Linked DNA regions of Homo sapiens: region 2 is linked to region 1. Evidence: chromatin loops called from intact Hi-C (ENCODE). Cell type or tissue: body of pancreas. All regions are shown on one strand. Each heading gives the region's core, and the rest is flanking DNA. Links, peaks and the distances in the headings are about the cores only. Region 1 has its middle 4.7 kb from the start of RASD1. Region 2 overlaps PEMT (phosphatidylethanolamine N-methyltransferase).

Evidence for each region. A loop is a pair of places that touch in the nucleus more often than their neighbours do. Peaks named below come from ENCODE experiments on the same cell type or tissue, not always from the same donor. Only the 100,000 strongest peaks of a DNase experiment are listed, where the experiment ranks them.
Region 2: it touches region 1 in a loop (2.3-fold over the local background); 65 of 110 quality-filtered maps call a loop at or near these places.

What each region holds. Positions count from the first base shown.
Region 1 is chr17:17,498,915-17,503,294 of GRCh38, reverse strand. No RefSeq gene overlaps it. Among named protein-coding and RNA genes, the nearest start is that of RASD1, 4.7 kb to the right of the region's middle. In body of pancreas, for the core only: a CTCF peak has its summit at 2,131 (motif pointing right); a DNase peak (open chromatin) is centred at 2,104.
Region 2 is chr17:17,555,729-17,560,108 of GRCh38, reverse strand. All of the region lies in intron 2 of PEMT (phosphatidylethanolamine N-methyltransferase), which reads left to right. Among named protein-coding and RNA genes, the nearest start is that of PEMT, 34 kb to the left of the region's middle. In body of pancreas, for the core only: no CTCF peak of the experiment used is centred there; a DNase peak (open chromatin) is centred at 2,078; H3K27ac peaks cover 912 bases.

The sequences.
Region 1 (4,380 bases), core at 113-4,112:
ACTGCAGGATGGGGACAGGGCGGGATGTTTTCCTCTCATCGCTGCCATGATCGATCTGCGTCCTCAGGCTCTGCAGAATCATTCTCGCTGGTGAGGTGAGTTTTGAAGTCAGATCTGGGTGTGAGCAGGTGTCAGGAGGTGAGGCAGTGGGGTGGGTGAGGAGCCTTCCCGCCCAAGGGAACAGCATGTGCCACGGCTGTGGTGGGCCGACCCAGGAGAGGGTCCAGGGCTCCCGAGTGTCCCTTGCAACAGGCAGGCCTGGTGAGGGACTCAGGTTCCAAGAAACAAATGAAGTATGGGAGGAAAGTGACAGGTTCCCCTTGGCTGCAGGGTGGAAACAGGGTCTCCTACTGTGAGGAGGCCCCCAGGGTGGGGAGGCCCCTACAGAGTTGTTCTGGGCAGTGGTGATGGTGCTAGGCCCTGGACAGAGGCGTGAGGTGGGAAGAGGGAACATGAGAGATGTGTAAGGGGGAGAATGTCCAGGATTTGGGGATGAATGGGGAACAAAAGGGTAGCCCCCATGGTGGGCGGGTCCAGGGGAGCTGGAGAGATCCTGAGTCCCTCTGCAACAGGCAGGTGGCTGCCGGGTGTCGTGAGAGGGCTGGGCTGGAACCAGTACCTGTTCATCAGGGGGCGAGATTCACGCTTCTCAACCTGGAGCACACAGTCCTGCCACCTGGCCAATTTTATGGTTTCATTTCTATTATAATTTTAACATCTTTACTGAGATATAATTCACAAGCCATACATACAATTCACCCATACATACAATTCACAAGCCATACACACAATTCTGTGAGTTTTTGTTTATCCAAAGAGTTGTGCAAGCATCACCACAATCATGAAAACATTTTCGTCACTCCCCAGAGAGACCCCTGTACCCCTGAGCTGTCACCCCCGACTCCTCTCCAGCATTAATCGCCACCAAGCCGCTCTCTGTCTCTATGGATTTGCCTCTCCCGGACACTTCCTATAAATGGAATCACGGTATTTGTCCATTGGTGTCCGGCTTCTCTCACTCGGCACTGTGTCTTTGAGGTTCAGCTGCGTAGTGCCATGCCTCAGCACTCGTCATTTTTACTGCTGAACAGTGTTCCACTGTGTGGATGGAGATGCTGTGTTTATCCATCAGGCAATGGACACTTGGGTTGCTCTCACCTTCGGGCTGTTGTGAAGAATGCTGCTGTAAACACTTGTGGACAGTTTTTGTGTAGACACGCTTTCATTGCTTTTGGGCAAATACCTAGGTGTGGAATTGTTAGGTCATATGGTAACTCACACATTGGACCCACTGAGGAACTTCTAGCCTGTTTTTCACAGCACGTGCATCTTCTTACATGCCCACCTTGATGATAATTTTTTATTTTTATTTTTATTTATTTATATTTGAGACGGAGTTTTGCTCTTGTTGCCCAGGCTGGAGTGCAGTGGCGCAATCTCAGCTCACTGCAACCTCCACCTCCCAGCTTCAAGTGATTCTCTTGCCTCAAGCTCCTGAGTAGCTGGGATTACAGGTGTCTGCCACCACGCCCGGCTAATATTTTGTATTTTTAGTAGAGATAGGATGTCACCATGTTGGCCAGGCTGCTCTCGAACTCCTGACCTCAGGTGATCTGATCGCCTCGGCCTCCCAAAGTGCTGGGATTATAGGCGTGAGCCACCGCGCCCAGCCCCGATCATTTTTTTTAATTGTCAGTGTACTCTGGACCCCCTGGATGGCCACCTCTCATGCAGTCCTGCCATTTGGGATTGGCTGGATTGTTTCCTTGGGGAGAAATGGTGCATTTCCGTAGGTGGGGGGCCACTTATGATGCAGCAGTTCCACCCTGGGTCTCCCCACAGACACAAGTGCCTGGGAGCACCAACTAACACCCATCCCCACTGCATCCTGTCTCCTGAAACCCCCAGCATTCGCCAGCGGGACAGTGGACACACACGTCGTGGCTTAGTCACGCAATGGTCTCCCCTGCAGCAAGGAAAGGAATGAGTGGCCGGTACCTGTGGAAGGATGTCGTGGACCTACGATGCATTGAAACCAGACACAAAAGGCAAAACGGATCTACGGTGGTAGAAGCCAGTGTAGTCGGCAGAGGCTTAGCCAGGTGAGGGCGCGAGGGAGCTTTTCAGAACTGGAGGTGTCCTGTGCTTGGATGTGGTGCTGCCACAGGTGTGCACAGAGGGGAACCTTCAAGCTGTAAACTTTCCATCTGTGCACCCTACTATAGCCAAGTCATATCAAGTTGGACCATATAAAGTTGCCAATACTGCATGTGACCATTTCTAACTTAGAAAAGCAGTATTATTCAGCCGGGCATGGTGGTTCATGCCTGTAATCCCAGCACTTTGGGAGGCCGAGGAGGGCAGACCACGAGGTCAAGAGATCGAGACCATCCTGGTCAACATGTGAAACCCCATCTCTACTAAAAATACAAAAAACTAGCTGGGTGCGGTGGCAGGCGCCTGTAGTCCCAGCTACTCAGGAGGCTGAGGCAGGAGAATCGCTTGAACCCGGGAGGCAGAGGTTGCAGTGAGCCGAGGTCATGCCACTGCACTCCAGCCTGGCGACAGAGCGAGACTCCATCTCAACAAAAAAAAAAAAAAAAAAAAGAAAAAAAGAAAAGCAGTATTGTTCTGTGATTCAGACTAGTATCCTAAAAACTTAAGAGAAAATGGAGCAGTGTGAATAGTATGAACCAGAAAATGATCAGTGACAACCATCACACAGGAAATTTTGGAAGGGACACATGGCAGTGTGACCTGTTTTCGCTAGGGTGGTCAAGTGGGCCTCTCTGAGGAGGTGGCATTTGAGCCAAGACCCAACTTCAAGAAGAAGCAGGAGGGAGGAAGAGCCTCCGGGCATCGGGAGTGGCAATGCAAAGGTCCTGAGGTAAAATACAAAAATTAGCCAGGCATGGTGGCATGCACCAGCACTCCCGGCTACTCTGGAGGCTGAGGCAGGGGAATCGCTTGAACCCAGGAGGCGGAGGTTGTAGTGAGCCAAGATCACACCACTGCACTCCAGCCTGGGTGACAGAGCGAGACCAAGGAAAGGCATGGTGTGGCACTGGGCCAGACGGACACTGCACACACTGACCCTGCGGCCCCTCATGTGTAAAATGGCCATCATAGTCATGACTGCCTTGTGTATAAAGCAGGTGCTCAGGCAGTGCCTCCCTTATCACCCATGGAGCTCCTCAAGGTTTTCTCTTTGCTTTCTAGAATCCAGAATCTGTCTCAGGGCTTGAGGGGCATGAGAGGCGTCCGGTCTGACCATATCCAGTGCCTCCGTCCTGCTCCTGCTTGCACAGGTGCTCACTCCCTCCGCCAGCACCTCTGCACACACGGCCTTTGAGGACATATTGCTGATGGATGGGCTGAGCCGGGCAGCAAAGCTCCGTGCATCCTGACCCTTGGTTCCTGGGGCAGAGCCGGGAGCCTTGGGCTGAACTGGCTTCTGCTGGAAGGGTCTGCTCTGTCGGGTACAGAGCTCATCACTGATGAGGAATCTACCAGAGTTAAAATCTCAGCTTGATGAGGGGAGCCTGTCAGAGGGAACGCAAAGCCAGCTCTATTTGCCCCTTTCCTCCTCTTCAGGAGGTGGCGTACCAGGGCCACACAGGATAGAAGCGTGCCTCAGGGCCTCCTCTGTCCAAGGCGCTGGTAGAGATGGGCTCTGGCCGCACGGGCCAGCACGGCAATGCCCAGGCCCGAGGGTGCTCTGGGTTCCTGTCACCTGAAGTAGCCACTTCTGGCCTTTGTGTGGACTCTGTCTCAGGACACCACAACAGGCAAAGCTCTGATGGGGTGCCCAGCATTCTCCTCTGGCCCAGCTCTCAAGAACCTTCTAATTGCTCTTTGCCCTCAAATGAGGCTGTGTGGCTGGCATTTCCTGCCTGGGGCTGGTGGGGGGGGGGTGGGTCCACCTGCCCACCCCCAGATCACCCCCGACATTGTCAAATATTTTAAACAGTTCCCCTCCCCTCTAAGCAGCAAAATTGCTGCACTGCAGGTAAATACTATTTACAGACAGGCTCATAGCCTCATATACGCTGTTTGTTGTCTCATGCCCCAAACACACAGAAAACAGAATTATTTATTGCATACAGCATGGGACTGTGATCAACCTGGACATCAAATGCCGCGATGGCTGACAGGGCCCAGGCGGCGGGAGTGCTGGGAAGCCCAGTACACGTGCTCCCTCTCTGTGGGACTCCGGGATCCACGGGGCGGATGGTTCTGTGAGTTGCGAGTTGTTCCTGTTTGTCTTCCAGCCCCCAGTCCTCCCCGGCCACTCTGATTAGCCAGCCTAGGGTAGGGCCTGGCATAAAGTCACACAGGCAAACCCCAGAAGAAGGAAAAAGGGCACCTGCATGAACAAAG
Region 2 (4,380 bases), core at 239-4,238, 57 kb before region 1:
GCTGTGCAAAGGACATGCCCCAGCCAGGTCACCGGGGATCTTTCTGGCCAGGTCAGGCCGTGGCTTCGCTGTGACTGTCTTGGAGACTGGGTCTTGGCGGGCCTGGTGGAGGCCTTAGGTGGGGTAGAGTAGCCGGTAGGCCTCAGAGGCTTTGTCCACCTCTGACTTCCCAGCACTCAGGTGGGGCCCACTCAGGCCAGGAAGAGCACCGGGCCACTCGCAGCCGTGCAGCGGGGCTCCAGCCCCAGTCACACCACTGATTGGCCTGGGCTTGCCGTTTCACTGCTCTGAACCATAGGTTCCCCACTCAGAAACTGGGAGGGCGTGGGGCTGCATGGTGGGCCTTTTCTGCCCCCACACTTCTGTTGCCATCCTGTTCTCGGGCTCCCCTCTGTGCCTAGGGTTTCCTGGGAATCCTGGCCCAGACTCACTGATAACCACAAATGCCCACCCAATCCAGAGGCCACAATTCCTCCACCCCTACTTGGACGTCCCTTACCAGCCAGAACTGGCCTTCATCTGGCCCCACCAGCCTTTGGCACCTCTGAGGACTCACAGGCCCGTTTCAAGGAGCTCAGTGCTGGACTGCCTCTGACCCCTGTCCCTCTCCACAGGTGCCCAGGCTCTGGCTGGCCCCCTTCACAGCGGGTTCCCTTCCCCGACAGGCCTCTGAGGGGCAGGCACCCGCTTTAAACAGGCTGCCTGGCTTCCAGTCCTGTTCTGCCTGCCTCGAGCAGGTCAGTTAGCCTCTGTGAGCCTCAGTTTCCTCTTCTGTGAAATGGGTACAGTGGTGTTGATCTCACTGGCAAGGCTTGCATGGGAAGTCCTAACGTAGTGTTCCTTCAGACCCCACTGCCTCCAGCCCTCCCCAGGGTCCCCTTTTCTGAAGTCCTATGTCTTGGAGCCAGGCGTGGAGAAGGGGCTGGGACCAGCCTCGCCAGCACACTTGCTAGCTGTGCAGCCCCGGCGGGTCATACCGGGCCTCTGGGACTCAGTTTCCTTGTCTGTAAAAATGGGGGGGAGCGTAAGAAGCTGCGACGGGGTGAAGTGAGCAGAGACGAGGTCTGATTTGGATTTTGTGAAGGTTTCTGCAACCATGGCAGGGATGCAGAGAGAGCAGGGTTGGGATGGGATGCATTTTGGAAATGGTGAAGGACTTGCTGATGGAAACCTTTCCAATCAGACTTGCTAAGAATTCTTTCGTGCTTCTCTTAGGACCCTGGTTGGGTGGGCTGACCTTGGAGTGGTGCTTCCTGCTAGGTGGTGGGGGCAGGCTCTGGGAGGGGTGTCGGCTGGAAGGGACCTTGTTATAGTGTACATGGAGCACCTGAGGCCTAGGAGGGCTCAGAAATCACTACAAACCCGTTGTCAAGCCAGGCTCCGGTCCACTCTGCTGCCCTTTCTTTTTGTTTTTTTTTTTTTTTTTCGTGAGACTGGTTCTCACTCTGCCTGGGCAGGAGTGCAGTAGCGCCATCTCTGCTCACTGCAACCTCTGCCTCCTGGGCTCAGGCGATCCTCCCATTTCAGCCCAAGTAGCTGGGAATACAGCCACACGTCACCATGCCTGGCTAATTTTTTTTGTTTTTTGTTTTTTTTTTTTGAGATAGAGTTTCACTCTTGTTGCCCAGGTTGGAGTACAATGGCACGATCTCAGCTCACTGCAACCCCTGCCTCCCAGGTTCAAGCAATTCTCCTGCCTCAGCCTCCCAAGTAGCTGGGATTACAGGCGTGTGCCACCACACCCAGCTAATTTTTTGTATTTGTAGTAGAGACAGTGTTTCACCATGTTGGCCAGGCTGGTTTCGAACTCTTGACCTCAGGTGTTCCACCTGCCTCAGCCTCCCAAAGCCCTGGGATTGCAGGCATGAGCCACCACGCCCAGCCCTAATTTTTAAATTTGTGTGTGTGTGTGTGTGTGTTTGTATGTGTGTGGAGACGGGAGTCTCGCCATGTTGCCCAGGCTGGTCTCAAACTCCTGGGCTCCAGCGATTCTGCCGCCTCACCCTCCCAAAGTGCTGGGACTGTAAGCATACGCTCCTGTGCCCAGCCTCCACTGCCCTTTCTTTCCGTGCCTCCAGCTGGCTCCTCTGACTGTCCTGCAGCAGGAAGCTACTGCAGGTGCCAAGCTCTTGGGGTTCTGGTGTTTAGCCCAGCCAGCCAAGCATGGTTCTGTCCCTAGCTAGTCCCTGGCCCTCCCTGGCCATTCGCTTAGAGATGCCATTTCCTCCTAGTAAACCCTGGGGAGGGTGAGGCCGGCTTGAAGCTCAGCTTGGCAGCCATGGGCTCCAGGAGCCAGTATTTTCCCTCGGGAACACCTGACAGTCCCGGACGCCTGGCTCTACATGGAACTGGGAGAGTGGCCTGTCATTGTCACCAGCCCCTGCAATGTCCCCCTCTACTCCTTGGTGCTGGCTTGGGCCCACCCCATTTCAGTCCTGCTGAGCTTTGCCTTGGTTCTTTATTCATTCAGCAAACATCTCCTGGGCATTTGCCCCAATGGAAAGTACTGTTCTGGGCGCTGTGGGCTTTTGGCCATGAGCAGGAAGTTGACTCCGGAGGCTGCAGGGACCTGCTTAGGCATCCTCATTACCGCCTGGGTCCCAGAGCGAGCCAGGAGCCTCTGAGGCAGCGGGGGCTTCTCAACCACACACCTGGCTCTCCTCCTCCAAGACTTTCTGCGTGCACCAGCATCTTCCATTTTGTGTTTCCTGTCTGTTTACCATGTGTAATTTTGTCAGCATGTCACGTCCCTTTCATAATGAAGCAAGGGACAAAGAAACAAGGGCCAGTGGAGCCCAGTACAGGGTGGCCAGAGGTGTCGGCTCTATGTAGGTCTGCTGCTCTGGTGTGTCCCTGCGTGAGGGTCAGGCTGGGGAGGTGGCGGCAAGAATCAGCCAGGCAGGAAAGACTAACAGGCTGCCCAGAGGCCGGGAGCCGGTGCATGGGTGGTAGTGGTTGGGGGCATTGCTGAGTGCAGAGGCTCCGGGGGAAAAGCCAGGGGTTAAGGGATGCCAGGCAGGCATCTGACCTGGGACTGAATCCTCTGGCAGCAACCTAGAAGCAGCTCAGCAAGGTGAGGGAGATTTGAGGCATCAGAGGCAAATTATGTCCTCTTAGAGCCCCTGCGGATCTGCCAAGACTGAGGGCTTCTCTGTCTCTTTTCTGCATCCTGTGCTTGGCTGAAGATGAGAACCTTGCTTTCCCACTGAGAGGCAGTGGGCCACAGCACTGCGGGAGCCACGACATCTGCAGACGCATTTGATTTCCCCATTAATAGCAAAGCTCCCACTCCAAGGATCTTCCAGCAGACAAAGGGCATTTTAACCTTCCTCTCAGTCCCAGTTGCTTGGAGTGGCTCATGTGGCCTCTCTGAAGGAGGGAGGAGGCTTCAGACAGCCCCATGCATGTTCAGAGGCAACAGAAATTTGCAGGAAGGGCCAGGCGCAGCGGCTCACACCTGTAATCCCAGCACTTTGGGAGGCTGAGGCAGGTGGATCATCTGAGGTCAGGAGTTTGAGACCAGCCTGGCCAACATGGTGAAACCCCCTCTCTACTAAAAATACAAAAAACAGCCAGGTGTGGTGGCACGTGCCTGTAATCCCAGCTACTCGGGAGGCTGAGGCAGGGGAACCTCTTGAACCCAGGAAGCGGGAGTTGCAGTGAGCCAAGATCATCCCATTGCATTCTGGCTTGGGCGACAGAGCGAGACTCCGTCTAAAAAAAAAAAAAAGTGAGAGAGAGAGAGCAGGAAGGAAGGAAGGAAGGCTCCCATGCAGAAGGCTCCGGCCTTGGCTGAGCATCCAGTTTGCTGGGTACCTGGGCCAGGCCCTTCTCTCTTGGGCAATGAGACTCCCAATGACAGCTGCCTCGCAGGGCTGCTCTGAGAGTCAGAAGACCTGTTCCTGAGTTTTAGGGATGCTCAGTTGAGCAGGACCTGGCCCTGTTCTCTGGAGCTCATGGTCTGGGGGACACCCCCTCACCTGCCTCTGGACTCTCTGGCGTCCATCCAGCCACTTCAGTGCGACGTGTGACTGCTGCTTGTGCCCTTCCCCAGGAGTGGCTGTGTTCCGCTCATCATGGAGGCCTGGTGCCCGGCACAGTGCGCAGCACTTCAAGGCCTCAGAGCATGTTTCCTTAAAGCCACATCATCTGTGAAAGGAGCGGAGCATTCAAGCCTGCTGGCTCTTCCCAGGCAGAGGGAGACCTGGAGGAGAAGCCCAGGGACCCACGCATCCCCCTCCTTCTATGGGAGCCACTCTGCCTGCCCCACCCAGATGCCATATTCAGAGGATGGGAGGCAGAAAAACAGGTGGCTTCCGCCCCAGAGGGCGAGCATTTGCTTCTGTGTGATCGGAGGGCAGCACAGGGGCTGGCTGGGCC